Linked DNA regions of Homo sapiens: region 2 is linked to region 1. A link is an interaction called in ENCODE POLR2A ChIA-PET data of the cell type or tissue named here. Cell type or tissue: endothelial cell of umbilical vein. All regions are shown on one strand. Links, peaks and the distances in the headings refer to the core of each region. The heading gives the core; the rest is flanking DNA. Region 1 overlaps PPP2R1B (protein phosphatase 2 scaffold subunit Abeta). Region 2 overlaps SIK2 (salt inducible kinase 2).

Evidence for each region. ChIA-PET counts read pairs that join two places held together with the same protein. Peaks named below come from ENCODE experiments on the same cell type or tissue, not always from the same donor. Only the 100,000 strongest peaks of a DNase experiment are listed, where the experiment ranks them.
Region 2: POLR2A ChIA-PET joins it to region 1 with 5 read pairs; 5 of 35 experiments call an interaction of 5 or more read pairs at or near these places.

What each region holds. Positions count from the first base shown.
Region 1 is chr11:111,748,093-111,763,795 of GRCh38, forward strand. PPP2R1B (protein phosphatase 2 scaffold subunit Abeta) reads right to left here. Exons shown (of 15, transcript NM_002716.5): 4 at 12,727-12,959; 5 at 11,712-11,859; 6 at 7,203-7,358; 7 at 6,888-7,002; 8 at 6,407-6,477; 9 at 5,351-5,485; 10 at 4,067-4,240. Among named protein-coding and RNA genes, the nearest start is that of PPP2R1B, 10 kb to the right of the region's middle. In endothelial cell of umbilical vein, for the core only: no CTCF peak of the experiment used is centred there; no DNase peak of the experiment used is centred there.
Region 2 is chr11:111,626,532-111,642,234 of GRCh38, forward strand. All of the region lies in intron 3 of SIK2 (salt inducible kinase 2), which reads left to right. Among named protein-coding and RNA genes, the nearest start is that of SIK2, 32 kb to the left of the region's middle. In endothelial cell of umbilical vein, for the core only: no CTCF peak of the experiment used is centred there; a DNase peak (open chromatin) is centred at 7,640; H3K27ac peaks cover 1,359 bases.

The DNA.
Region 1 (15,703 bases), core at 4,808-9,807:
TTACCTGAAGGCTAAAAAAACTTGTTTCCAAATAAACAAATAAGAGATAGAAACACCACAGGAATTACAAACAAACCATAAATCTATTTATTGGACGGAAATCATAAACAAAAAAAAAGCATACGTGAGCTGGCATAGGCCCTGCTAGGTAAAAGAGAACAGGGTGGCCAGAAGTCAGCCACAACACTGCAAAAGAGCAGGAAGAATGCACTGTGTATGGTCTGCCAAGCAAATCTGGATTACCTGTAAAAATGAATTACCCAGGAAAACACCTGTCAGTAATATTACTAATTCTCAATCGTCTTCCCTTTTTGGTTACTATTATGACAAATCCTTAAGGATAAAGCAACTGACCTCAAGACATAGAGATATCCCCAGTTAAAGAGAGTATTTTCGAGACAACAGGAGAAAGCCCTGGAGGGAGAATAAAGCAGGCCCAGGACTACAGGGCATATGGCCCAGGCATGGCTTGCTCTCCCAGCCCTGTTCCTCCCGACTGTCAACAGGTGGCCACTTCAGTGCAGGCTGGGGATGGGCTCCGGGAGCAGATTTACACAGTCCTCTAACCCCGGGGCTTCCACACCACATGGAGAATGCTGTGACACACTTTCCTAGTGCCTCCCTTCTGGGGTCTACACATTTACAGTCTTGCTTCTTTGAACTCTAAGAAGTTCCTGACTGGTGATTCTATATTTTAAAAAAAGAGAGGTAATATAATGTGTCAGTGCTTTGAAAATAGTGATTGAATAAGACAAAATAGCTTTTTTTTTTTGAGATGGAGTCTCACTCTATTGCCCAGGCTGGAGTACAGTGGCACAATCTCAGCTCACTGCAACCTCCACCTCCCGGGTTCAAGTGATTCTCCTGCCTCAGCCTCTCAAGTAGCTGGGATTACAGATATGCAGCACATGCCCAGCTAATTTTGTATTTTTAGTAGAGACAGGGTTTCACCATGTTGGCCAGGCTGGTCTCTTAACTCCTGACTCAGATGATCCGTCCGCCTCAGCCTCCCAAAGTGCTGGGATTACAGGCATGAGCCACCGCACCTGGCCCAAAATTGCTTTGTACTAAAAGATCATAATGAACAAATTTTGGCATACACTTAGATTACGTCAGCCAAGATTTCTTTTTCATTTCAGGTTGAGAATTTTCCTTCAGTTTTAATTAACTTTTATTTTCCAGTTTGTTGTTGTTGTTGTTGTTGTTGTCGAGACGGAATCTCTCTCTGTCGCCCAGGCTGGAGTACAGTGGTGCAATGTCAGCTCACTACAACCTCCGCCTCCTGGGTTCAAGCAATTCTCCTGCCTCAGCCTCCCAAGAAGCCTCCCAAGTAACAGGCACCCACCACCACACCCGGCTAAATTTTTTGTATAGTAGAGATGGGGTTTCACCATGTTGGTCAGGCTGGGCTCAAACTCCTGACCTCAGGTGATCCACCCACCTAGGCCTCCCAAAGTGCTGGGATTACAAGCGTGAGCCACTACGCCTGGCCTATTTTCCGGTTTTTGTAGTTTAACTTTACACTTACTTAACATCGTCCACAAGCCAGGTCATACATAAAGTCTTGAGAGAATTTTATAAAATGACTATCTGATATAAAAATATTTAGATATGAAGAGAAATTAAGGAGAATATATATACTAACAAGAAGTTAAAATTGTAAAGCAAAATGTTCATGACTGAGGCATGTCACCCCTGCCAGACAGGTGTAAGTCAGCCAAAGACACCATCTGCCTTGCTTTCACACTGCTCTCTATAGAGCTAGCAACCCTGGGAAACTTTCCAGGTCTAGAAGGAGCAGAGGTTAAAAGAAATGGTACTAAAATGCACCCTCCCTTCCAGATAGTTTTGGTCTTCAGCAAATCAGTTAATCACTGCTCCTCTCCACTCTGAAAAGTAGATCCATGACAATCACCAGTGAAGAGAAGATGACCCATAGCACTTGGGAGTGACAGACAAAAAGGATGACAAAATAACTTCACCTGATCCCATTTGCCATGCACTAATACCTCTGGTATACTTTTCAAAGAATCGGACACTTTCAATTTTATAAAACATATAATGCCACAGACATCCACAAATTGCATGTTCATAAACTAAATGTACTAAAATTAAAAATACAAATTCAGGGGTTCAAGACAAGAAAAAATAAATTCCATATGTTGTGACCTGAAAGGAATGGAAGTGGGAGTGAGGAAGGGGAAACAAACTGTAGCGATGTCAATAGTAAACTGACACATCTTTCTCAAAAAATACTCAACAATCAACAAATGTTGGCTATACACAGTGGCTCATGCCTATTATCAGCTACTCAGGAGGCCGAGGCAGGAGGATCATTTGAGGCCATGAGTTCAAGACCAGCCTGGGCAACAGCAAGACCCTGCCCCCAAAATAAAAAATGTTAAGTGCCTAATTAATGACGGGCACTATGGTAGGGACTGGAAATAAAATACAGTCCCTGCCCTAAAAGAGATCACCCATCTCTCCAACTAGACTGTAACAGACAATTACAATACTCTGTAATAAGTGCTACCAACAGAGATGAAGGTACATCAAACTTAGAACTGTCTAGGCCACCTACTCAAAAAAAGGAAAGGATGTGGCTATAAAACCCAGCTTTGAAATTTTAACTAACATGGTATTAGTTAGGGTAACACTGATCACGAAACTCAAACAGTAACAGATAATGTGATAATGTGGACTTTGACCAAAATACTAACATTACAAGCTTCAGTTTTTGTTTTTGTTTTGTTTTTTTTTTTTTGACACAAAGTTTTACTCTGTTGCCCAGGCTGCAGTGCAGTAGTGCAATCTTGGCTCACTGCAGCCTTCGCCTCCTGGGTTCAAGCGATTCTCCTGCCTCAGCCTCCCGAGTAGCTGGTATTACAGGTGTGCACCTCCGTGCCCAGCTAATTTTTGTATTTTTAGTAGAGATGGGGTTTCACCATGTTGGCCAGGCTGGTCTGGAACTCCTAGCCTCAAGTGATTCGCCTGCCTCTGGCTCCCAAAGTGCTGGGTTTACAGGTGTCAGCCACTGTGCCCGGCCTTTCAATACTTCTTTTCTATATGGTGATTCCTCAACTCCCTTTAATCAGAATGTAGGGCAAGTGGTACCTAGGGACATTTTGCTTAGAATACAAGGCAAACAGGGAAGTTTCCTTGAGCAAAAATCACAGCAGACTTACCCTAAAACCATAATCCCTTTTCTTCTCAGTTAAACATTTCTTAAGTCACAAAGGCATTAAATATTATAAAATTTACATTATATATACCAAGAAACTGATTATTCTATGGCTTTGTTTTTCGGTGGTGATGAGGTGAAATATGTTTCTGTAATACAGATTAAGCATCCCAAATCCAAAAATCCAAAATGTGAAATGCTCCAAAATCCAAAACTTTTTGAGCACTGATATGATGCTCAAAGGAAATGCTCATTGGAGCATTCTGGACTTTGCATTTTTGAATTTGGGCTGCTCAACCAGTAAATATTTATAATGCAAATATTCCAAAATCCACTTCTGGTCCCAAACATGCTGGTCCCAAGCGTATTTAGATGAGGGATACTCAACCTATACCTTTTTGTTAGAAATGTATGCACTAATAGGCCAGATGCAGTGGCTCACGCCTGGAATCCCAGCACTTTGGGAGGCTGAGGCGGGTGAATCACCTGAGGTCAGGAATTCAAGACCAGCCTGACCAACATGGTAAAACCCCATCTCTATTAAAAATACAAAATTAGCTGGGTGTGGTGGCATATTCCTGTAATCCCAGCTACTTGGGAGGCTGAGACAGGAGAATCGCTTAAACCCAGGAGGTGGAGGTTGCAGTGAGCCAAGATTGCATCATTGCACTCCAGCCTGGGCAACAACAGTGAAACTCCATCTTAAAAGAAAAGAAACGTATGCACTAACAAACATAAAAACCATCCTATAGGTAACAAGAACAAGGCCATACTTTCATGCATCTAAACAAACATAAGCATACAGGCTACTAGGCCTCCTACTTGCCATGGTAAATTGTCACTATCTGACACTACCCTGCAGTTCATGGAGCAACACATACTCACCAGCTGGCCTGCCAGCAGCGGCATATACTCAATGATGGCCAGGCGGACCCTCCATTTGGCATCTTCTGCCAGCTCCACTATGGCAGGAAGGAGAGACTGAGAGAGCTGACGGATTCCAATCACTTCATTTACACAATCCAAATTGGAGATGATATTCAAACGAACGTCAGGACACTGCAAGTACACAAGCCCCAAAAGACCACATTTAAAAATCAAGTACTCTGCCCAACAGTCTCCTGTCAGGGTAAGATAAAAGGTGAGGTAAGACTCAGGTGAAAAAAAAATGGATAATCTTGAAGAAATAATAGTGAATACATAAATAACTCAAGGAACATAAATGATCTTAATCAGAAATTTCAATTAAAAGTCCGTAATACTAAAGACTACAAGAAAAGTCCGTAAGATGGTAAAGAGCATAATCTCTGGAACTAAATCAGATGCACTCAAATTTCAGATCTGTCATTGTTGAAAGACCTTGCTCAAGTTACTTTAACCCTCTATGCCTCAGCTTTCTCATCTGTAAAATGGGATAATTGGCCGGGTGCGGTGGCTCACACCTGTAATCCCAGCACTTTGGGAGGCCGAGACGGGCAGATCACGAGGTCAGGAGATCGAGACCACAGTGAAACCCCGTCTCTACTAAAAATACAAAAAATTAGCTGGGTGCTGTGGCAGGCGCCTGTAGTCCCAGCTACTCAGGAGGCTGAGGCAAGAGAATGGCATCAACTCAGGAGGCGGAGCTTGCAGTGAGCAGAGATTGCGCCACTGCACTCCAGCCTGGGCGACAGAGCAAGACTCCGTCTCAAAAAACAAAACAAACAAACAAACAAACAAAAAGGGATAATAATAAGACCTACCTCACAGGATTGTTGTGAGAATTGCATGTAAAAATACATGCAAAGCACTAAGGCTCATGCTTGCCATGTAGTAATTACTCAGTAAATATTAGGTATCATTATAATTTTTGATACTATATTTAAACTTAAATAAATGAAACTTTTTAAACAAAGACACATTAGCTTTAAAGAAACCAGGGAGTATAAAGCAAAAATCAGGTAAAGATGATAAACAGATATTTCTAGGTTTACTCTAATGGGTACTTTTGCCCACTTTCTGAGGAACCTATAACCCCATACCCAAAATCACAGGTGTCATTGGTTTAAAATAAGTTATGATTTTTTTATCCATTTTCTTTTTGGGGGTTCTATTTTAATGAAACCCTAAACCAAAATCAAATAAAATCAAATTACTATCAAAGGCAACAGAACATAAAGCAAGACCCACCTCATCCTTTAACTGAGCTAAGAAAAGAGGTAGAAGATGTTCAATGGTATTTTCTTTGCCCAAAATAGTAGACAATCCCATAATTACAGAAGCTAGAGCCGATTTGACATGTTGATTGGTATCGGATACTAATTCCTAAAATAAAATCGAAATTAAAAGCCTTTATTACAAGACAACAGAAACTTCCATACCATTATTCTGGGAAACAGAGTCTTGCTCTGTTGCCCAGGCTGGAGTGCAGTGGCATGACCTTGGCTCACTGCAGCCTCACCCTCCCAGGCTCAAGCACTTCAGCCTCCAGAGTAGCTGGGTCTACAGACATGCACCACCAGGCCTGGCTAATTTTTTTCATTTTTTGCAGAGACAGGTTCTTACTACATTGCCAGGGCTGGTCTTGAACTCCTGGGTTCATGCAATCCTCTTACCTTGGCCTCTCAAAGCGCTGGGATTACAGGTGTGAGCCACCACGCCTGGCCTAATTTTTTTTTTTTTGAGACAGTGTCTCACCCTGTCACCTAGGCTGGAGTACAGTGGCATGATCATAGCTCACTGCCATCTCAACCTCCTGGGCTCAAGCAATCCTCCCACCTCAGACTCCCAAGTAGCTGGTACTACAGGTGCATGCCACCAGGCTCAACTAATTTTTGTATTTTTTGTAGCAATGGGGTCTCACTATGTTGCCCAGGCTGGTCTCAAACTCCTGGGCTCAAGAAATCCTCCCACCTCAGCGTCCCAAAGTGCTTGGATTACAGGCATGTACCACCATGCCTGACCCCAAGGAATTTAAAGACAGCACTATTTCAATACTGATTAGTTGATAATGTTTCCTCAGACTACTTGTTAGGTAACATAAACCTATGCACCAAAGAGCAGTTTACAATTACAATGGGCTAATAAGTGATGAATAACAATGTTGCACATTAACACATCTTCCCCATTCATTCCCTGTCAACCTTTAAACTCAAAGAGCTTTAAGGTAAACAAACAAACAAAAATAATGAGATTAAGGTTTACCTTCATATAAAAGAGAGTGAAACAAAATAAAGTCAGGTTTACCTTTATATAAGGCAGAATTTGATTCATAATTATGGTCTCTCTATCTTCAATGGGCAAGTTCTCACCAAGTTCTAAAAGATAAATAGAAAAAAAGAATGCTTTCACAGGGCCATTTACAAAGAGCCAAATGAGGACATTTAACCAGGTTTATCAATAATTTCAATTAAATTATATGTTTAAGCAAATAAGGAAAACAGCTCTTGTTCTAAATAAACTTTTTCGTGAACTCTCTATGCCATTGCATATCACACCAATCCAACCTGAAAGGCATTTTTTTTTTTACAAAAACAAGACAAAATGATTTCTTGGTTTTAAATATAAAGAGACTATCTTTAAGTGACAATGTAACATTTCCACACACTAAAAACATCCCTATGTATTTTAAAAACATATTCTAGAACAAAAAACATGCAAAATTGACTAACAAAAAAATGCACCAAAATGAATGACACATGTTCCAACATAAATTGAACTCCTTAACCTTTTACTTTGTGGGCAGCAGCTGCCCGGACTTCAGCTTCACAGTCTTTAAGTAGGTTCTGAAAGGCGGGGATGAGGTCATTTAGGGTGATTTTAGGACCCATGGCTTTCTGGAGCTATAAAAGAATTTGAACGGGTTTTAATGTATACTAACAAAAGAATTAACAAGAACAAAACAAAATTGTGCAATCTGTAAATACATATTTTTGCCACAGCACTTCCCATTGAAAAGAATTAATTCAGAAACTTTGGGTACAACAGCAAATCTATGTGTTTTCAGGTTTATTTCCTTAGTACTTAAAAATGATCACTTTACCTCTGAAAATCTGTCAGCCACCATATAGCGAACGCGCCAAGATTTATCTTCTGCTGCTTGTCGAAGTGTAGGCATCACCAAAGTCTCAAGGTCATCCTGAGACAATAACTGGGCAATACTGACACAAGCTTCCACAGCAAGGAGGCGCACTGAATCCTAAAGGAACAAAATTTCTGTAATTCAGACATTTACTGAGACCCATGGGGAACTGCTGTGGGGTGGTGCAGGTGTTTAAAAAAATTAACACCACCAAGACTGCCACACCTTATATAGTTTCACGTCTTGACATCTTTTTCTTTTTTTTTTTTTTTTTGAGGCAGGGTCTCACTCTGTCACCCAGATTGGAGTGCAGTGGCACAATCTCCGCTCATTCCAACATCCGCCTCCCAGGCTCAAGTGATTCTCCTGCCTCAGCCTCCCGAGTAGCTGGGATTACAGGCAGGAGCCACCACGCCCAGCTAATTTTTGTATTTTTAGTAGAGACAGAGTTTCACCACGTTGGCCAGCCTGGTTTCAAACTCCTGACCTCAAATGATCCACCTGCCTCGGCCTCCCAAAGTGCTGGGTGCTGGGATTACAAGCGCGAGCCACTGCGCCTGGCCGTGTATTTATATCTTGAAAGAGCTGCTCCCGGCCGGGCCCAGTGGCTCACGTCTGTAATACCAGCACTCTGGGAGGCTGAGGCAGGCGGATCACGAGGTCAGGAGAGGGAAACCATCCTAGCTAACACGGTGAAACCCCATCTCTACTAAAAATACAAAAAAAATTAGCCAGGCGTGGTGGCGGGTGCCTGTAGTCCCAGCTACTCGGGAGGCTGAGGCAGGCGAATGGCGTGAACCCAGCAGGCGGAGCTTGCAGTGAGCCGAGACTGCACCACTGCACTCCAGTCTGGGCGACAGAGTGACACTCTGTCTCAAAAAACAAAAAGGAAAAAAAAAAAAAGAAAGAGCTGCTCCCTTTGCCTGGAATGGCATGTCAAAGTCATAAAGATAGAAATGACTTTGTACTATGAGTAAACAGCAAAGTAATTACCTTGGCTAGAATGCAGAGTTTCTATAAAGGAAATGAAAATTTTAAAATTAAGTAAAAAAGAAAAAAAAAACATTTTAATGATGCCTTCAAAGCCTTACTATAACAGAAAGTTGAGGGATAAAAATGAAAACAATATTTGTACAAGTTATTTATAACAGATTAGGACAAAGGTAAGAGTAAGAGTAAAGGAAATCACTTAGAAAGCTTAGTTTTCAAAAAACTCAGATCAGGGTCGCAGTAACAGGAGTGTAGGCAGCATAAGATAATGACTTGGAAAGAAATACACAGAACAATTAAAAGTTAGAAATCAAAAACAAAAATCAGTTGGATTTAAATGTCGAAGATCAAGGACAGAATAACTTTGAGGAAGCTGTGGCTAGAAAAACACAGAAATTAGAAAAGTATGGGATTAATGAACTCAACTTTCCAAATGTAAACAGCCAATGTCAACGTGACACCTACGTCCTTTGAACAAGTGGAAAATATACAAGACAAATCAGTGAGGGGCCAGGCACAGTGGCTCATGCCTGTAATCCCAGCACTTTGGGAGGCCGAGGCAGGCGGATCACCTGAGGTCAAGAGTTCAACACCAGCCTGGCCAACATGGTGAAACCCCATCTCTACTAACAATACAAAAATTAGCCAGGCATGGTGGCACGTGCCTGTAATCCCAGCTACTCAGGTGGCTGAGGCAGCAGAATTGCTTGAACCCAGGAGGCAGAGGCTGCAGTGAGCCGAGATCGCGCCACTGCACTCCAGCCTGGGTGACAGAGCAAAACTCCAACTCAAAAAAAAAAAAACACCGAAAAAAAAGAAACATCAATGAGAAATTAGAAATTGAGACTGTAGATTTGTGTATTATACATATATAAGGTAGAATCTTAATACATGTAAACATTAGCACCCAGGAGAAATAGGTAAAAAATTTTAAGTGTGTACAATAACAGTTATGTATATACGTATACACATACTTGAGAGACATAACAGTGACTCCAACTTCCAAAATATTACAAATCTTAGAAACTGTGTATCAACAATAACTGACTATATGCCAAAGACACACACATTCCTCTGTATGCAGGTGCACAGGCTAAAAAAGACAGGACTAAGTTCTTGGTAGTGACTACACAGATATTTTTGAATTTCGAAAATGATGCTAAATCATGGGACTGCTAATCAACTACTGAAATATAAGCTAATACATATTTGTTAAAAAATTACTTCTCTGGTCTGGTGCAGTGGCTCACACCTGTAATCCCAGCACTTTGGGAGGCCAAGGCGGACAGATCACAAGGTCAGGAGTTCGAGACCAGCCTACCCAACACAGTGAAACCCCATCTGTACTGAAAATACAAAAAATTAGCCAGTCATGGTGGCAGGCGCCTGTAATTCCAGCTACTCAGGAAGCTGAGGCAGGAGAATCACTTGAACCCGGGAGGCAGGGGTTGCAGTGAGCTGGGATCATGCCATTGTACTCCAGCCTGGGCGACAGGAGTGAAACTCCATCTCAAAAAAAAAAAAAAAAAAATTACTTCTCTTCCAGAACTTCGTTTTCTCTCCTACACCTGTTCCTCTTCCCAGAATTTTCTCTATCTTAACGATGACACCATCATCCACCCAGTTGCTCAAGCAAAAAATCTAGGAGATCTTGATTCCTCTCCCACTGATCCAATCCAATAATACTAACCTATTGATCCCACTTCCAAACTGACATCCAAATCCTTTCCATCTTCACTACCACCCTATTAACAACATCATCTCATGCTGAGACTTGAAATGTGGCTGGTACACGTTATTTACACTCAAATAATAAGATTTTGGAAAATTTTGGTCGAATACAAATATTGTTAATTTCACCTATTTCTTTTTTCTTATAAAAACATGGCCAGTAGAAAACTTAAAATCAACAGGTAGCTTACATTATATTTCTGTTGTAAAGCACTGTTTTAAACTATAACATTTAGGTAATAAAAGTGCAAAGAAGGCCGGGCACGGTGGCTCACGCCTGTAATCCCAGCACTTTGGGAGGCCAAGGTGGGCGGATCACAAGGTCAAGAGATGGAGACCATCCTGGTCAACATGGTGAAACCCCGTCTCTACTAAAAATACAAAAGTTAGCTTGGCGTGGTGGCATGCGCCTGTAGTCCTAGCTTCTTGGGAGGCTGAGGCAGGAGAATTGCTTGAACCCGGGAGGCAGAGGTTGCAGAAAGCCGAGATTGCACCACTGCACTCCAGCCTGGTGACAGAGTGAGACTCCTTTTAAAAAAAGAAAAGAAAAGAAAAGAAAAAGTGCAAAGAAAACAAAGGCTGCGCTTACCATAAAAGTCAGGATAATGTTACTCTTAAGGAAATGGAGTGGCAAGTGGAGGAGGAAAGAGAGATTGTGTTTGAAAGGGAATCCATGGAGGGATTCTGGGATAGTGGCTGTCAAAGTGATGTCTCCTATCATAGGTGATCGTTAACAAGTTGGTATTACCTTCTAATAGTTCATTAAGTTATACATTCATTTTGTACATTTATTATTAGAATAAAAATTCTAATAATTTTTAAAATTATTTTCAAAGTAGGATTTAGATCTTTAGATTTAGGATCTGAAAATGAGACTCATTAATATGTGTCCTGGGGCTTGTGGTCCTGTACACATGAAGCGATCTTAGGGCAGGCAACATGCAAATTAAAAGCCCAAAAGGACTATTCTAGAGTCCAGGAACTCTGGGAGCTGATCCTATTAAGCACCATTACAGAGAAGCGGGACAGCCTAGCTGTGAAGGGCACAAATTCTGGAGCCAAACCACCTAGATTCAAATTCTGACTCCACTACTGCTAACTATGCAAACTTCAGCAAGTTACTTAAACTTTCTGTGCCTTTGTTTTCTAATGTGTAAAATGGGCTATCTCATGGGGCTGTTGTAAGGACTGAATTACTTAATACACATAACTACTTAAAGGCAGAGAAAAATTAAGTACTTCATTTGGATGTTTGCTAGTTTTATTGTTATTTCTACACCAAAGAGATCTAGATCTTCAGAATTGAATACGATTATGTGAAGTAATCCCATACACTACTATAGAAGAAGCAGAGAGTCAAATAGCTTTCCTAACACATTCTAAGCTTATTTATCTGAAAAGTCAAAAATTCCAGGAAACATTACTCCCTCATATTACAATACAGCCAGCAATTCCCAAAGGTATGTTACCCTCCATGCAGCTTTGGTCTTCCTTTCTAATTATGGCTCCCATTTCCTCTCTGACTCCCCACTCTTTTAACAGCTGCTAATGTAAGAGAGAAATCATGGTCTGGTTAAGAAAGAAACATAAGAACATTGAGATAAGCATGTTACACTTTAACCAGGCCAGAATCAGCACTAATTCTGTAAAAAGAATCCTAACAAGAAAACTAAAACTCCCCAAAGAAATTCTGAAAATTTAGAGGAAAGGAGCATATCTGTGTCCCTTAAATACTAAGAGTTAGTTTACCTGTTCATCTGAAGCTAGACTAGTGAACAGTGGAACAATTTCACTTTTCACACTGTCTAATTCCAAAACTTTTGCAAATTCACCCAATTTGGAAGCAGCAGCACGTCGTACCATTGGTGTGTCATCTGAGCACAAGGAACGGAATTGCCTGCAACATAAAACAATGAAGGTATTTCCCATCAAATAACACTGAATAAACCTGCCCCCCATACACACAGACAGACTTTTAGAGGTTTTATCTTACAATAATCAGTGACTAAGCTTCTACTTATAGAAGTAACAAAAATAAAACATATTCAACTGGATAATAAAAAATGACATCATAGGCCAGGCATGGTGCCTCACACCTGTAATCAAAGCACTTTGGGAGGCCCAGGTAGGAGGACTGCTTGAGGCCAGGAATTGAAAGCAGACTGGGCAACATAGCAAGACCCTATCTATATGCCAAAAATATTTTTGTTGTTGTTTGTCGGGGGCTCAAGTGAACTCCCACCTCAGCCTTCTGAGTAGCTAGAAATACAGGCGGGTCCCACCATGCCCAGCTAATTTTTTTCTTTTTAGTAGAGACAAGGTCTCACTATGTTGCTCAAGCTGGTCTTGAACTCCTGAGTTCAAGCAATCCTCCCACCTCAGCCTCTCAAAGTGCTGGGATTACAAGCATGAGCCACTGCATCCAGCCAGAAATTTTTTTTAAAAATTAGCCAGGCGCAGTAGTGTATGTCGGTAGTCCTAGCTACTTGGAGGCTGAGGCTGGAGGATCACTTAAGCACAAGAGTTCAAGGTTGCAGTGAGCTATGATTGTGCCACCGCACTCCAGCCTAGACAACAGAGCAAGACCTTATCTCTTAAAAAAAAAAAAGAAAGATGTCATAAATCCTACTATCCTAGTATCAGCCACTCATTGGTAACAAGGTACTATGTAAATTGTCAGCTACAAGTCCCCAGTAATCCCAAATAACTCATAGCTTACTACCTGATTTCTGCTTTAACAAGGCAAAAAAATACCATGGCTTACTGTCTGATTTCTGCTTTAACAGCATTTGATGCCCTGGGATAGCAAACGCTGAACAAACCACATGCAGATGTGCGAGAGGTGAACCAATCCCCACTTGCTAAGCGTTTCACCAGAGGTACAAAATAAGCTTCCAGAGCAACAGGAGTATGCTCCTGGGAGATCTGTCTCAGGGACTCCACAGCCTTGTCACGAACAACAGTCTCTTCCACAGTTGCCAGATTTTCCAAAGGAGGCTGAATGGATTAAAAAGGAAAACCAGAGAAGAAAACTTATTGAATCAGGTTAGAAACAGATAATCACCTTTTAAAGTGACTGAAGGGAGGTGGTACACGTAACCAGAATGTTAGCTGCATCATACCAAATGGTTACTTTCAGCTCACACAGTGATAACATATGGTGCGGCCAACCCAAAGACACGACTTCTGTAGAAAAGCCAAGATCTCGTGTCCCAGATGGCAATTCCCAGATGGTGTCTACAAATGACACAGTGTAAAAGACTTGACACAATATTAATATTACTGTGAGTTGAATCACTAGGTTTAAAAGATACATAGCCAAATTCAGACAGGATCATGTATATTTCCTCAAGAGTAAGTACAAAACTATGACCAATGTTAGGCACCACAAATACAGGATAACAGCTTGTCAGGTCACTGAGTCCACAGCCTTTTCAGTATCTTTCCACCATTCCCAGAGGTGCAAGCAACCCTTATCCACCATCTCCATCCCATCCTTTTATCCAACCTATAAAATGCTGAATGCAAAATTGCTTTTTTCAGAACACATTCAGCAACTTTCCATTAGCCATAGGGCAGAAAGGAGTTTCTGACAGAACAATCAAGTGAAAACTACAGAGACTGGCCAGGCACGGTGGCTCACACCTGTAATCCCAGCCGTCGGGAGGCCGAGGTGGGCAGATCACTTGAGGTCAGGAGCTCGAGACCAGCCTGGCCAACATGGTGGAACCCTGTCTCTACAAAAAATACAAAAATTAGCCAGACATGGTGGCACACGCCTGTAAACCCAGCTTACTCAGGAGGCTGAGGCATGAGAATCACTTGAACCCGGGAGGCAGAGGTTGCAGTGAGCCGAGATTGTGCCACTGTACTTGAGCCTGGGTGACAGAGTGAGGCTCTTGTCTCAAAAAAAAAAGGTAAAGTACAGAGATGGTAGGACACCTTGCTTACAGCTTTAGAAATAAAAGAAGCCAAATGGGGTGGATGGTCTGGATTAAGAGCAGTAACTGAATATGGCATGGCCTAGTAAAAAGTGTAAACAGGCTGGCTCTCTGAACCTCTGCCTTACTGAGTTTGCATGTAGTCCAGGTAGATTCTACACATGCCATGAGCTACAGATTTTAAAGCATAAAACCCACATATAGAACTAACCAAGAGTGAAACAGAAGCATAATGAGTTAAAGAAAAGAAGTGTGTCTAATAATATATTTTAAAAATTGTTTGATACACACAGGTAGACAGTATTCAGCTTTCCTAGAAGGTATTTCAGAAACTCATTGAAAAGATACTGTTTCTCACTTGCCAATGCATTTCATGATCTGTCCCCTGCCTACTGTAACCCCCTCTCGTGCAGTACCACTGGATAATAGCTATCATTACTACAGGATGAGGCCATGCTCCTGAGAATTGCTTATGAGTGGTCTCTTGATTTGAACTCTGCCTGGCCCTTGATGACCACTCTGCCTACCCAGCCTCAACACTTCACACTCCAGCAGTTCTTTTTTTTTTTTTTTTTTAAGAGACAGGGTCTTGCTCTGTTGCCCAGGCTGAAGTGCAGTGGCACAATCATGGCTCAGTGCGGCCTCAGACTCCTCGTCCTTCTGCCTCAGCGTCCCGAATAGCTAGGACTCAGACACATGACATCATGCCCAGCTATTTTTTTTTAAGTGTTGGGGTCTCACTATGTTGCCCAGGCTGATCTTGAACTCCTGGCCTCAAGCAATCCTCCTGCTGCTTTGGCCTCCCAAGGCAAGGATTACAGGTGTGAGCCACCACACCCAGCCACACTCCGGCAGTTTTGAACCCAGCCTGTTTCATGCTTCCAAGCCTCTGAAACTCATTTTTTCAATACATTATTATTGGTATATTCTAGCATTGAGGACACAGAAGAAACAAGGCAGACAAGGTTCCTCACTCTAGTGGCATTTACATTCTAATGGAGTAAGACAACAATCAATCAAGAAAATAAGTAGATGGTGATGAGTACTCTATAGAAAAAAGGAGTAGGATGATGTAGTAAGGGATGACTGTGAGGCTATTTTAAGTTGAGTGGTTGGGGAAAACCTCCCTGAGGAGATGCATTGAAGTTGATCCCTGAATGACAAGGAGCCAGCCACAGAAAGCTTGAAAGAGCTTTTCATTAGAGGGAAGACCTAGGGCAAAGGTCCTAAGGGAATAATGAGCTTGGTTAGTTCAAAAAACAGAAAGATGACCAATGTGAATGGAAGAGGTTATCAAGGCCTTTTGCAGTCTGTTCCCTGCCTACTGTCACCTCTTCTCATGCAGTACCACTGGGCATATGATAATCCTACAGAGGCGGGTCATAAAAAGCCTTGTAAGCTAAGGTACAGAATTTGGATTTTCTAAGAGCTATAGCAGAGAGTGAGCCATCTGCTGGGTGATGTGAACTGTAAGAGTCGGGTGAGAGGCAAGAGTGGAAAGCATTGCTAGGAAGCTACTACAGCAATCTAGAGGAAAGATGACAGTCTGGACTAGGCTGGTAATAGGAGGGATGGAAGAAAGTGGACTTATTTGAAATATACGTAGACTCTATAGGAATTACTAATGGATTAGATGTGTGGAACAAGGCACAGAGGATTCAAGAATACATTCTAGGTTTTGGCTTGTGCAAGTGGGAAGATAGTGATACCATTTACTGAAGTGGAACAACTAAATGAGAGGTGTATTTGGGGGATAAAGCTAAGTTTTGTTTTGGGTATGTTAAGTTTGAAATACCTGTT
Region 2 (15,703 bases), core at 4,602-9,601, 120 kb before region 1:
TCTATAACCACTGTTAATGCCTCAGGTTAGGGTCCTCACTCTTCCTTCTCTGTATGTTGTGTCATTATCTCCTAACTGATCTATTTTTCATTTTCTTCAGAATTGTCTTTCTGAATCACAAACGTAATCATGTTGCTTTTATTTATTTTCTGAGTTTTCTAGTAATGACCATTAACTACAAAAAAAAAAAAGTAATTTTGAAAACAAGGTAATGGCCTGCAAACAGTTTTCAGTAGGATTAATGCTCAGTGTACTGTACTCTGTTATCATGTACTTTATTACCATGGGCCCTTAAACATGCCTTGCTCTTAATTACTCTTTATAAGGAAGATTCCTTATACTGCTCCATGCTTCAGAGCTGTTTTAATGTTACACAGCAACCCTGTTTTAATTTTTCCATGTGGTCAGTTAAAAGAGTTGGGCATTATGCCAAGAGTTGAAGGTAGAAGAAAAAGAGATTGGTGCCCAAGAAGGGTAAGGATAAGGAATCCAACTAAGAAGGCGGGAGGCACAGGGAGCCTAGGAGAAACTAAGATGTAAATGGGCAAAAAATTGTTGCCTATATATGAAATATATAGGGAAGAAAAAGCATAGTAAACTGTAGATTCAGGTAGGCACAAGCACGGAATGGTCTGGTAGCCAGCCCGTTTCTGACATGGAGCCCATGAAGATATTAAAATAGAAATGAGAAGATTCCATCCAAATAACATTAATCAAGTAGTGAAAAATATGTACATTAGTCCCCCCTATCAGAGGGGACTTTCAGCGGTTTCACTTACCTGAGGTCAACTATGGCCTGAAAATATTAAGATATTTTGTGAGAGACCACATTCATATACCTTTTATTACAGTATATTGTTATAATTGTTCTATTTTAGTATTGTTGTTGTTAACCTCTTACTGTGCCTAATTTACAAATTAGCTTTATCATAGGTATGTTTATCCAGGAGAAAACATAGTACATATAAGGTTTGGTACTGTCTGCAGTTTCAGGCATCCACTGGAGGTCTTAGAACACAGCCCCTGCAGATAAGCGGGGACTACTGTATAAGATTTTAAGTGAATTAAGCCCAAAATGTTTTAAACCAATTGGAGACTTAGATGGAAAAAAAACCATAGATAAACAGTAGTTAACTTTGTACTTTGAACTGTATATTAAGATTTCAGGTTTATAACTTCAGAGTCAGTCTTTATTTAACTTTACAAGTATTCCTTTATTGCTTACTCTGTGCTGGGAGGGTGTTATGTTCCCAATGTTTTTTTCATTGTTAGTTTTGTATTTAGTTGGCCAGCAGATCATACTCTGTTCTTGCAAAATGACTTGAAATTAAATCCTTCTGTTTCCCCAGTCATCACCCTGCCCTAAGCTTTCAACACTTCATGTCTTAATTAGCGAATCCTTCATGTTTTACCATTCTCTCTTTCTTCTCTAGTCAAGTACATTTTATATAATTCCTGTTTAATCTTCCTAAAGTATTATTTTTATTATATTACAACTGTGTTCAGTAACTTTCACTCACCTTCCTATTGCTCATTGGATAAAATCCAAACTCCTCAGTTTGCAAATAGGGTAGCTGCCCTAAGTGAATGGATGTGTCCAACTATTCCTCGCATAGGTCTATTTATTTAATATTATCCGTAGGTATGGACAACCAAATTGCCGAGTATAGTGTCTGCTTCATTATAAACCAACCTTCCTTTCTTTCTGTTTGTGTCTCTTGGGCTTATCTATCTTCCAAGTTTTTATTTTTGCAAAAGTTAAACATTTACTAGTATTAGTTTAAGGAGTCAAATAATTGTGCAAAGTTTGTTACGGATGATACAGTCCCCATGCTCCTGCCACTCCTCCCCCATTTTCTCCTCTTTAGAGGCAACCGCTTTCATATCTTTCTTTCTTTCTTTCTTTCTTTCTTTCTTTCTTTTTTGAGACAGGATCTCACTCTGTCACCCATTCTGGAGTGCAGTGGCGCAATCACAGTTCACTGCAGCCTCGACCTCCTGGGCTCAAGCAATCCTCCTAAGTAGCTGGGACTACAAGTGTGTGCCACCATGCCAGGCTAATTTTTAAATTTTTTTGTAGAGATGGGATCTTGCCATGATGCCCAGGCTGGTCTCCAGCTCCTGGGTTCAAGTGATCCACATGCCTCAGCCTCCCAAAGCACTGGATTACAGGTGTGAGCCACTGCAACTGGCCTACTTTCATTTATTTTAGCTGACTAATTTAAACCTACCTTCATTTCCCTAAATAATGTGCTTGTACTGGTATTTCTGGATTTTTTTTTCTATTTTAGACACAATCTTTTGAATCTCTTGGATTCTTCCCCTATCCCTATATGTAAGAGGCATATTTTAGAGAGTCGTATAAAGACCAGTTGTGGGAAACCTTAAGTATTAGGAGTAGGAGAAGGGGTTAGGATCTTTATTAGAATGGCCATCTGAGAGCCAGGAAGTGATGATGCCTATAAGGGAGTTTTTTAGGAAGATAAATCCAGCAGTGGTGTGTCAGCTGAATTAGAGGAGGAGAAAAGAAGCCATTTAGGAGTACTTTAATTGTTTAGATGTGAGAGGCTGAATGTTTGGGTTAAGATGTTAGTTGTCAGAATCATGAGAAAAGGTTTTAAGCAAGAGGCATTTCTAATTCTAAAAATAACAACTACTGTTATTTATTGAGCACTATCTTTTTGTTGGGTACTGTCTAAAGTACTTGATTTATTTTTTAAAACCTTACAAAAAACTTACAAGGTAGGTACTGAAAGATTCAGTAATTTGTTCAAAGTCACACAGCAAATAAGCAACAGACTCTGGATTTGAACCAGGCAATCCTAGAGCCTGTACTGTTAGTAATTATACTTTAGCACCTGTCAAGAATTCCTGTTGAGTGTCAAGAAGCAAACACCAAGTTAGGATTTAAAGCAAACATGATTGAAGAATACTGTGGTGTGGTTGACAGTAGTGCCTAAGTCTGTTTTCAGAGTGAAAAATGACAAATTAGATTTTAAGTATGGTTTGGAGATAATATCAGGACAGTTAGTTTGCTACGGACAATTGATAGTTGAAAATATGGGAGCAAATGAAATTCAACAGATAATTAAATTCAACCATAAAAAGACAACCCAATTTAACAATGGACAAAAGACTGGAACCAGACAAAAGATATACAAATGGCCAAAAAGCACATGAAAAATTACTCAACGTTTTTAGTCATCAGAGAAATGCAAATTAAAAACCACAGGGAGATATCATTTCACATCAGTTAGACTGATTAAAATTGAAAAAACTGACAACAATAAATTTTAGGCTGTGAAGCAACTAGAACTCTCATACATTGCTGGTAGGAATGTAAAATGGTACAACCAGTTGGGAGAACTGTTTGGCAGTTTCTTATGAAGTTAAACATGCATATACCCCATCACGCAACAATTCAATTCCTAGGTATTTGCCCAAGAAAAATGAAAACAAGTGTCCATAAAACGATTTTGAGAAGAATGCAAATTTTTATAGCAGCCTTTTTTCACAGTCACGCAAAGTCGGATCAACCCAAATGTCCATCAGTGGGAAAATGTATCCAGAACAAATCGTAGTATAGTAATACAAAGGCAGATGATTCAAAAAGGAAATGAACTATTTATGCATGCAACAACATGCATACATCTTACAGACATGTGCTAAGTAAAAGAAGCTGGACACAAAAGAGTACAGATTATATATGGTTCTATTTACGTGAAATTCTATAACAGTCAACACTAATGGATAGTAATGAAAGCTGGAAAGTTGCCTCCAGGGAGAGGGGAGAACTGACTGGAGAGGGACAAGAGAGAACTATCTTGGGTGATGGAAATGGAAATGTTTTATTTTTGTTTTGAATGGTGGTTATACAGAATATACAATTACCTCATATAGTTAACCATCTAAGAGTTTGCATCTTATTGTATATAAATCATACTTCAGTAAATCCTTGTCTCTCTCAAAAAAAAAAGGAGAGTTTAGTAATAGAAGTATAGATTTGAGGATTACCTGAATAGAAGTGATCAATGAAGCTGTAATAATGAGATTTCAGAATTAAGAAGGCTAAGAAGTGAGTTGGTTATGCCTTTTATTAGAAGCAGGTGGAAGAAAGGAATTGATGGAGTAGAAGAGTGGCTTGGGAAATATGGACAGTTTCTTTCCTGATTAGCCAAAGGAGCTTGGAATGAAGTGGGGGTATTTGGTCATTAAGAGATCACCAGTCACTTCAAAGAAAGTACTTTTCAGTAAACTGGAAGCTACAACCAGATTTCAAGAGGTTAAGGATGCATGGGTGATAAAGGGAGAAAGATATTATAAAACTACCTTTTGAAGTTCTCAAGGTGGAAAGAAGGGAAGGAAAGAATTGAGGGGTAATAGGGTCTACATAGGATTCAGTATTATGTAATGGTTTTGGTTGTGGTCTTGGTGTTTGAAACAGCTAGAAAAGAAAAGAATGTAGGCAGGAAGAAAGAGATGGTGAAATAAGGTCCCAGAGTAGACAAGAGACAATGGGATTAAGGGCACAGAGGGAATGATTAGTTTAGAAGAGAGGAATTCCTCCTTCTCTGAAAAGGTGTGCATTGGTGCAGTTACAATGATAATTAGAGATTGTGCCAAGGATCTGGCCTACAAAGGCTCTTTGTGGTAGAATAGAAGGAAGATGAGTTTGTTGATTCAAGATAGAGGTATTTCATTCTGTAGTGTAGCTGATGAGACATCAGAGAAAGGCAGTACATTAGACACTGTAGTGAGAGAAAGGTTTAGAACAGCTAGCAGTGCTCATATGATTGTCAGGGGATGAATAGAAGGATCAATAATTAGCAGTGAGGGAGTTTATGGTAGACTCACATCAGCAGTGCTTTTCAATCCAAGAGGAGAAAAAGTAGACAATATGAATGAATGGCCCAGGTTGAGGATTAGAATGGTGGAAGATGAAATGCATGTAAGAGTTGCTGTGGTCAGAGAGGTCATTGTTGAAAAGGCTGATTGTGAGATCCAAGTTCAGGAGAGAGATAAGTGAAGCAACAAAAGGGCCTTATGAGCTGGAATAATAGAAGAGTGGAGAGACTGAAGAGGTTCAAGTACTTTAAGGGAACAACATTTATATATTAAAAATATTTAAAACTCTAGCCTTGAGTCTGTGCATAACTCCCAGCAGCTTGCCACTTTCAATTTCTCTTCTACTCTTAGCACAGTTGCCTTAACCGTGCCCTGCTAATTCCAGGAAGGCCTTAGGTCTTTGCACTTTTCTCTTCTACTTCTTGAATAGAGAGGCTTCCTGTGCCATCTGGTTTTCTTGCTCCATCTGACTAGGCTTACGCCAAAAGAGCAATTATGGTGGCATGCTGGGAATGCATCTACGGTGTGTGATTCATGCATTATGAGGCTCTGATGGTTATCCTTTATTTTTGTTCAGTTAATTATATTGTACCTCATTCCACAAAGAGTTGAAGTAGTTTCAAAGGAGAATAATACCCCCAAAATTCTAGAATATAAATAAGAAGAAAGAGTTGAATCAGAAAATAGATATAAAAGTAGAAAACAATTGTCAGGAGGAAAAAGGAACAGAAATATGCAGGACATAAGGGCCTAAGAACTTCACATTTGGCTTCAAGCTTTGTGGCTGTCAAAGTGAATAGAAGATGCAGGCATTTACCGAATTTTATCTAAGAGAAGGAACGGTACCTCTTCCTCGAAGAAAGCAAAACTTTTCTTAGTAGTAAATTCTAGAATAAAATTTTCCTTTGGCATTTCTAATAAGAGGTACTAAGTAAGTCATCTTGTTAAAATAAAAATTTGATCCTGTTAAAAATTTTCAGGGACTTCCCTTGCTTTTGGGGTAAAGTCCAGGATCCTTAACAAGGTCATCAAGGATCATTGCACTCTATATACCCTACCCTTAAAAATAATAGCAAGAAAGATTATCATTTCTTGAACTCTTACCATATATCAGGCATTGTGTTCAGTCCTGTACATAAACTATGTCATTTCATCCTCTCAGAAACCTTATAAGATGGATTTTACAGTTGAAGAAACTGAGGGACAGAGACCTTACACAATTTGCCCAGGGTCACAGAGCAAGTAAGCAAGTAGGTGGCATAACCAAGACTTGAAGCCATATTCTGACTTCATGTACTAACTGATTATATGCCGCCTTAGAGTTCTTTGAACTTCACAAGCTTCCGTCTGCTGATTTTGCACATTTCTGTTTCTTCTGCCCCGCCCCTCATCTCCTTAAGCATGTCATTTAATTGAATTGAATCTTGATGGATATCATTAATTTAATATATTAACAGTAAAGAATAGAAACAGGGAAAGCATTTAATGGTTTTGTCAACTACAGTGAATATAACTGTTCCTCTTAATTTAATATGTGGCTTTGGTCCTGTATTCCCTCCTTATCTATAATGGAAGTAGGAAGCGTTTGGGCTCCTGTCTTCTGTACTTTTGGAAACTGGCCAATGAACTGCTTACCAGATCTAATGACCAAATCTAATTAACTCCCACAAAACCCATAGCTAAGCTAATCTCCATATTCTCAAAATAGAACATGTAAATCTCTGATTCAAACTCTGTGCTCATGTTGATCTGGAGCCCTAAAGCCCTTTGCTCTCTGCCTATTGAAATACTGCCTATTTAAAAGTTCTAACTGAAGTTCCAGCTCTTCAGTCAAGTTTTTCTCAATTAATTCTATCCACATTGATTTCTTATTAGGAGAACACTGTAGTTCTCTTTCCTGCACAACTCATTTTAGAATTTATCTACACACTGCCTTTCACTGTTATTTAAAGTCTGCATGTGTATCTTTTATCTCTTAATAGATTGTAAGCTTCTGTTGAGGACTTTAGCACAATACAAAGTGTTTTACAAATACCTGTTGAATGAATGGTGTAATAGTCTGTTTTGGCCTTGTAGACCTTATTTACCGAGTGAAGCCAACAGGAGAACACTGCCAGGTTAAGTAGTCTGAGGTACTTCTTTGTTCAGTTTTTGAAAGGAGTTTTCTGTTGGTTTACTCTTCACGAGATAAACATGAACGAGGAAATACTAACTGAATCAAGGGAGAAAATTGGCTTCCTCCAGTATACTGAGCAGTTTTTGAGTGCTTACTGGTAGTTACCACCATACAATTACTTTTTCTTCTAACTCCCACACCTCCCTTCACATAACCTTTTCAGAATATAATGGTAAATAAGAACATATGCATTTAACCTGGGTAACTTGTTCTCCAGGACTTTTATGGCATTTGGTGCTCATCTCTGAAGGATAATATTTTCTTGGTCTGGCAGCATGGAATATGGAATGGCAAATGAATTTGCTTAAGAGTCCTTGGGTTATTTATGAGTACAATAAGGCCTTAACTACATTTTTTCCTCTGGAATCACAGGTGTGATTAATGAAAGTTATTCACTATTCCTACATTCTTTAGAACTATTTCTTATATTCATCCATGTGGTCATGTGCAGTAAATGGCACAAAGATCTTAGGGTGATCACCTCGTCAGACAATTTGGGCGCTGTTCAAACAATTAAACCGGCAGTTAGCAGATTCTGGCCTGGTAATTAAATTACCCAGGGTCTTTATTTACAGATTTCTGCTCCTTGATATGCTGTGTCTTTCTAGGCTGAGCATATGCCTGGGGTTTATTGATTCATTTCCTGTCTTTCTCTTTCAGTGGTAACATACTAGGATGCCAGCTGTGGTAATTGAAAAAGGGCTTTGTTTTAGCCAAAATACCTTTGGACACTGGTTACTTAGAGAACCTGAGGGACAGTTTTTGTGGTCTTTGGTTAATATCTTCACAGCCTGAAGGTAGTACTAGGAAAGTAGTTCGTTTGTTTTCTACTACAAGTTTAAATAAATTTTGAAGGTTTTTCGCACTTTATTTTGCCAGTATGAACCTAAGTTTTAATTCTTTTTTTTTTCCACTTATTATTAACCAGCGTCCCAGGTCAGTATTGCTTAAATCTGTCCTTACTTCTCCAACATCTTCTATCATGGCTTTAATTCAGATTGCCATCATTTCTCACTTGAATCACTTCAACACCTAAGTCCTTTTTGCCTCCAGACTTGTCCCTCTTCTAATCCATCCTCCATATTACTATCAAATTGATCTTTCTGTAATACAGATCTGATTCTTGTCATTTTTCTGCTTAAAATATTTCTGTGTCTTCCCATTGCCCTCATTATAAAATCAAGTTAGTGTGGAATTGGTATAATGATCTGCCCCGTCTTCCTTTCCAATCACATTCCGGGCACATGTTGTATGGGTTTTATTGACTGAACATGATCTGCTATGCAGATTTACAGACAAACTTTGCTTCACATGTGTGAGGATGGTAGATGTTAACATAGAAAGATATTAAATTGGTGTGTACTTCAGAAGGGTTATGCAAATGTTGAATGCATGCAGATGAAATTAGACTATCCTTGGCTGTAAGATGTAGGATCTTTCCTTTTGAATTTTTATTAGATATGTATAATAGTTATCTTTGAAGAGGTCAGATCTAATTGGATTATTTATAAATCTTTCTAGTTAACTTGTAGAGAGACTAGTAACCACATGAAAGAGCCAGCATGATTCATGATTCAGAAAATTGTTATTGTTCTCCCTCCCATCTTTGTTTAAATTGGGTCGGACATTAAAAGAAAAGTCAGGAGTAAGCTGTGTGTGGTAGTCCTAGTTCCGCCATTGACTTCTACTATAAACATCCTTGATTAAGCCACATAATGTTTCTGAACCTCAGTGTGTTCTAAAAATGAAAGGGGTATATGAGTTTAGTAAGTGATTTATGTGCTGGGGAAAAAAGAAAGAAAGAGAAAGAGAAAAGAGAAGAGAAGGGAAGGGAGGGAAGAAAGGGAGAAAGGAAGGAAGGAGGGAGGGAGGGGGGAGGAAGGAAGGAAGGGAGGGAGGGAGGGAGGGAAATGAGTAAGGAGGGAGAGAGGGCGGAGGGAGGGAGGGAGGGAAATGAGTAACTTGACCACTGCTCTAGTGGAGTTCACAGTCAACTTTCTACGCCTAAATAGTTGTCTGTAAATCGAAGGAAATAAAGTTAAGTTTTTCAACATGGATTTGAAGAATGGAATGGATCTGTCAGAGATGATTAAATAAATTGTTTTTAAACTTCATATGTTTGGAAATACAAGCATAAGAAGCCTTAATAAAATAGACAAGTTTCTGAAATGCAGTCCATTTTTCCTGGTAACCTCCATTTTAGATTTCAGCTATCTCCTGCTGATTATTGGCAGCCTGCCGTTAGTTATGGTTCAAAGCTGACATTCTGTACTGTGAGCAGTGAGCTGCTCCCATGTCTGGCAGCTGCAGTTGTAGCTAGGCTACAGTGAAGGGAGAGAGAGAAGCATCAGCTATTCTGATCTTGGCCATAACCATACCCAACTGAATTCTATTAATGTGAGGATTTTGGCAGTCTGTGTTTCATTTGTTCCCTAGTTTTCTGTTTCTTTCAGGATGAATTTCTATTAAGTGAATCATTGTATTAAGGAATTTCAGTAAGATTAAATTAATTCAGAAAAAGCTAATTCTTTGTTTGTGAAAGGGGATAACCAGAGGTAGATTTTATCTGCTAATTACGGTGATAAAAGAGGTAGATTTCCTACTTAAAATAAAATGGGAAAAACCATAGTCCACATAGGGAGGATCTTTTCTTCTCGCTTTGGTGAATGTCTTTCTGCTTTCAGAAAGAGGTCTCCAAGTGAGATAGCTGAAGACCTTTTATTTCTGTTGTATTTATTTTCTTGTATTTCTGAAAATGCCTTTGTTTTACTCTCATATGTGAATAGTCTAATTATTGCTACTGCTCCATTACCCACTTTTGTAAAAGTATTCTTTTATTTCTATCAGAGCAATACATTATTTATTGAGGGCCTGTTATGTGTCACACATGGTACTAGGTGCTAAGAAATCATAAGTTAACAAAGTCTCTGCCTTCTTTGAGTTTATACTTTAGTGAGAGTGTTTTAAGTTGTGGGATTAAAAGAAAATATGTGATGTCAGTGTTTCAAAGACAAATAAGGAAGGTAAGATGGATAGGAAGGCCAGGGGAGGGTAAAGATGTGTTCTTTTATCAAAGATGATCAGGGAAAGCCTCTCTTATACATACTTCAGCAAAAACCTGAAGAAAGGATACATAAATATTGTGAGATCTTACACGTCTTAAGATGCTGTTTCTCTACCATAATACAGAGTAGTTTGTCTGGGAATAGAATTTTAACTTGGAAATAATTTTCTTTCAGAATAATGAGGATATTGTTCCATTGTCTTGGAATTTCCAGGGTTGCTTTTGAAAAACTTAAAGCGATTCAATTCCTGATCCTTTGTTGTGAGTTACTGTTTTCTGTCTGTAAGCTTATAAGATCTTCTTTTTGTCCTCAGTGTTCTGTAATTTTCCAATGATGTGCTTTGGTGTGGGTCTATTTCAATTTGTGGTGCTAGGCTATCTGGGAAATTGCCTTGAATTATTTAGTAGATGATTTATTTCCCTACTTTTCTCTGTATTCTCTTTCAAAATGCCTTTTATTCAGATATTAGGCTTTCTGAACTGGCTTTCTAATTTTCTTTTTTTTCTTTTTTATTTTTTTGTTCTCCTATTTACCATGTCTTTGTCTTGTTGTTCTGCTTCCTGAGGGATTTCATAAACTTTATCTTTTAACCTTTGTTTTGCTACCACATTTTAATATCTATGAGTTTATTTTGTTCCCTAGTTATTTCTTTTAAAATAACACTCTTTTTTCAACTTCTTAAGCATTTTACTTTTTTTATTTTTATTTTTTTAGTCTAAAATTTATTGCCTAAAGGCTTTAAATTCTTGGATACATATGCAGGATGTGCAGATTTGTTACATAGGTAAACGTGTGCCATGGAATAACACCCTTATCTTATCTGATCATTTTGTAATATCTTTTTTTTTTTTTTTTTTTTTGAGAAGGAGTCTCCCTCGGTCACCCAGGCTGGAGTGCGGTGGCACAATCTTGGCTCATTGCAACCTCTGCCTCCCAGGTTCAAGTGATTCTCCTGCCTCAGCCTCCCCAGTAGCTGGGTTTACAGGTGCCCACCACCACGCCTGGCTGATTTTTTTGTACTTTCAGTAAAGACAGGGCTTCACCATGTTGACCAGGCTGGTCTCAAACTCCTGGTCTCAAGCAATCCACTCACCTCAGCCTCCCAAAGTGCTGGGATTACAGGCATGAGCCACTGCACCCAGCCTATAATATCTTTATTAAATCTCTCTCAGAACAACAATAATTTTGTTAAATTTTCATTTCTTTGTATACTCTTTATCTTTCATTTGTATTTCATTTCTTCGTGTAGTCTTTCTTCTCTGTGATTTGTTTTTTCCTGTTGGTGTGTTTGTTTTAGTGTATATATTACGTGTTAGAGTTTATTTAGGTGATTACTACGTATATTTGTTTGTCAATTCCTATTTAAGAGCAGGGAACCAAGAAGCTAATTGGAAACTGAGCCAGTAGAAGGGATTTTTTCACTGCTAGGGTGATCTGACTGTGTTCTTATATTGGGGATTTCCAATGTTTGTATCTTTACACTTGAGTTGATGGATTACCAAGAGAAGATTCTTTGTCTTCTACCCATAAGGTAAAGCCTGGTTGCCATAGTTTTGGCCTTATGGATGAGGAATGCTAACGCATGTCAGTATCCGGTATGCATGTTTACTTAAGCTTTCTGTTTTCAACTGCACCTAGGGTTCTTAGGTCTGGAGACCCTTCATTTTAGTCTCTCCTTGAGAGGATAAGCCTCTAGATTTCTACTGGGGTAGAAATCAGGGCACTCACCCAGTCCATAAAATGAAGGGAGGAGATTTGGGGATTGAATTATTTTTTAAACCATCTTCACCTGATCATCCTTATTTTAGCTTCATTTTACACCAACTTCCAGTTTCTTGTGCCATCAGTTCCTGAGTCTTTGGGGCATTCTACTATGTAAATTATATTGATTCAAGGCATTTTCCATTGCTGAGGCTTCAAGTTTCTCAAGTCAGTTGAGCTGGTATTTCAACAGTGAGATTTTTTTTGTTTCCAAGTTCTTTAGTTTGTTCTTTTTCCTGTTTCCTGTTCTATTCTGTAAAATATATGTGATATAGTCTCTTATCTCTGGGAAGATAGTAAACATATATATTTATCTCTAGATGTTCCTTTTTTCTTATGTTTTTCTTTAAATACTTGAACATAGTTGTAATAACTATTTTAACATCATCTTATAATTCCATAATCTATAAATTCTAGGTCTATTTCTGTTGTCCTTCTCCTGCTTATAGGTAATATTTTCCTGCTTCTTGGTATGTTTAATTTTTTGTTGTTGTTGTTTTTTTGTTTTGTTTTGTTTTGGATGCTAGTCATTGTGAGCTTTACATTGCCAAGTTTCTGGATTTTGTTATCTTCCTGAAACAGTGTTGAGCTTTAGTGGGCAGCAGTTAAGTTACTTATAGTTTGGCTTGATCTTTTCAAGTTTTGTTAGTGTTGGGGTTGCAGTAGCCCTATGCTAGTTGTGGTCCTTCTAAGGTTTCTACTGAATGCCTTGAATGATCAGTAAACAGTCTCCAGTTTGGCTGAAAGAAGTTTAAATGGTCCTCAGACCTATATGAGCTCTGGGAACCATTCAGCTCACAACACCTTGTCATTCTTTGCCAAACCTTATAGAACTTCATCCTAGGCACATATTTCTTAGTATCTAGCAAAGACTTAATAGCAGATTTCTGAGCCTTTATTATTATTTTTTTTCTGCATAGTCCCTCTTCTCCAGAAATTTGCTCCACATCTTCTGGAAACCTTAGACTTCTGGAATTCTAATTTCTGTCTCCTTTACTCAGGAAAACAGCCATGGCATGCTTGGGATGCCTGTGCCTGCTCAGAAATCCAGAATTTGCCTTCAGGCAGAAAGCCAGGAGATCATAAGCCTCACCTGATTTTATTTTTGCCAGTTTTCTGGTTGTTTTAAAAGAAGGTTAAATCCGATTCATGTTACAACATCATGGCCAGAAGCATAAGTCAAACATGCTTATTTTAAAATCCTATTCCATTTATTTGTTAACCCTTTTTCTTTAGATGTGTACCTCATTTGCTGAAGTTGTTTTCTGCCTTAAATGAGATTCACATTCCTCAAGAGTCTGCCCATCCTTTGATTGTATATGCATCTTTCTCATTGAAATTCATTGTTATACTCTCTCCTGCTTCTGTTTAGGCAGTCTGCTTGGGAAGGGGACTAAGACTTGCCATGGGAGTTTTGACTCAGGATTTTCAGTGAAAGTAGAGGAGTGTGTAGAAAGTATTTCTGGGCTGGATATCCTGGAGACTGCTCTACTAGGAATGAATGCTTCCTTTTTTTCCCCAGCCACCTTGGACACTGCCCTGTCTCTAAGATTTAAGATTAAATCTCTAATATTTAATACTCTCTTCAGGAGTTGTATACTCTCTGTTACTGCGCAGGGTGTGTGGCACAGGATGTGAACATGGATTGATCTGACTTGACTGCATCCCTTGTGGTATTCCAACTAATAAGACTGTTGACTGTCCCTCAGCCCTTTCCTGTTCCAATACTTCACCATTGGGCATGAAACACTTTGGGCATAGAACTCTCTTGCTGTTTTTTGTGTCTGTATATCTTAGCTTGTGATTTTCCTCTTTAGTTTGATCTAGTCTGTTGTAAATCACAAAATATTCCCAGTTGCTAGTCCATCAGTTCCTTTTGTTCTTGTGTGACTGTTAATTAATTTTCTTTCATTTCCAGGAATTGATGTAGGAGAGAAAACTAGCTGGTTCCCAGTCTGCTATCTTGAAACAGGCAGAATAATCTCTTTTGCCCTGCCTATGCACAATCATTTTAAGATAGATTTGCTTTTCATTAAATATTGGGGGTTCTTAAAATGTAAATATCCAGCTTTGTTCTTAAAATGTAAACATAAAATAACATTTAATGTTTAAATGTTAAACATTAAATAGTATAACATTTTCTCTTTGTTTCTTTATCCCATTATGAACCATTTATTTGGCCCTTCATTCAAGAAATAATGACTGGGTTTCCTGTCTTGGTATTTGAGGAGGAGGGTACTATCTAAGGGAGAATTAAAAACACTTAGAACTATGCTATACTATGCTATAAGTGCTACGGGAAACTATGAGAAAAGTTCTTTAGAAAGTCAGAAGAAACAGGCAATTTTTTTTTTTTTTTTTTTTTTTTTTTTTTGAGATGGAGTCTCACTTTGTAGCCCAGGCTTGAGTGCAGTGGCGCGATCTCAGCTCACTGCAAGCTCCGCCTCCCGGGTTCACGCCATTCTTCTGCCTCAGCCTTCCGAGTAGCTGGGACTACAGGCCCCCGCTACCACCCTCGGCTAATTTTTTGTATTTTTAGTAGAGACGGGGTTTCACCATGTTAGACAGGATGGTCTGCAAATATAGTATTTGTAGGCATAAAGTTACAAACTCGGTGCCAGTATAGCATCTGGTAAAGGCCTCAGTGAACTAATGGCGAAATTTACCTCCTTTTTAGTCCTCACCCTCTTTAACTTCACTGCAGCAACTTGACTCTTAGCATGCATTCTCTTTTTTTCTTGGAAATTGCCTTTTGTGACTGTTTTCTTTTCCTACTTTTAAGACCATTGTCTATCTCATTTTCCTGTCCTGTAAGAGAAGGAGTTCTATGCATTCCCTCACTGAGCTCTGTATTCCCAAGGCTTCAGGCCTCTAGGCAGATGAACCTCAAATCCATAACCTGAGCCTTTACGTTTCCCTAAATTCCAGGTCCCTACTTACTGACTTGTTGAAAAGAAAATTACAAACTGGGCACATTACCTTCTTCTCCTCCTAAATAAGCTCTTCCCATATTCAAAATTCTGTTAGCAGTTTGACCATTCATTCTTCTTCTGACCCTGAATTACCTTGGACTCATTCTTTTTTATATCTAATTAGTTGCTTAGTCTTACAGATTTTTCTTTGAAATATCTTATTTTCTGCTTTTGTTTACTTTATATTTTCTGCTTTTGTTTACTTTATATTTTCATTGCCTTAACCCTAATTTAGTCCCTCATTAATTCATTTTCAGCTCATGATTAGGATCCCAAGTGGTTTCTTGCCTCTTTATTTCCCTTATCAGTCTTTCCTGTGCACAGATTTTCACTTTATTTCTTAAAAATCTTCTGCAGTTCCTCCTTGCCTACCAACTTCTTTGGCACTTAAGACCTTTTATAGTGTAGACCTAGCTCTTTTTTCCAATTTCATTTCCTGTTATTCCCTATGTGTACCGTATGAGAGACAATGGGCTTTGGAATCACAGACTGGGATTCTTGTCCCAGCTCAGCCATTATTTAACTGTGTGCATAAGTAACTTTGGAAGAGTCGCTTACCTTTTCTGAGTCTCAGGTTCTCATTTGTAAAATAGTTGATGTATGAATAAGGTAAACTAAAATTTCTGGTACTACAGTACCAGACTTAGTAAATGTTAATCTCTTCTTTCACTTTCCTCAGGTCAGTTTGGTTGCCCTGTTCTTGGAATGCTCCATGTTTTCCTACACTTTTGCCATCACCCTTCTGAACGGTTTTTCACTCCCAGCACTTCTGACACCAAATGCGGAGGGTGGAGGGGCTCCCTCCACACCAACCAATTTTCCAGTACCAACTGAGTGTCCTAGAATTCATTTCAATTCTGATACTAACTACGCAGAGCTAGCCT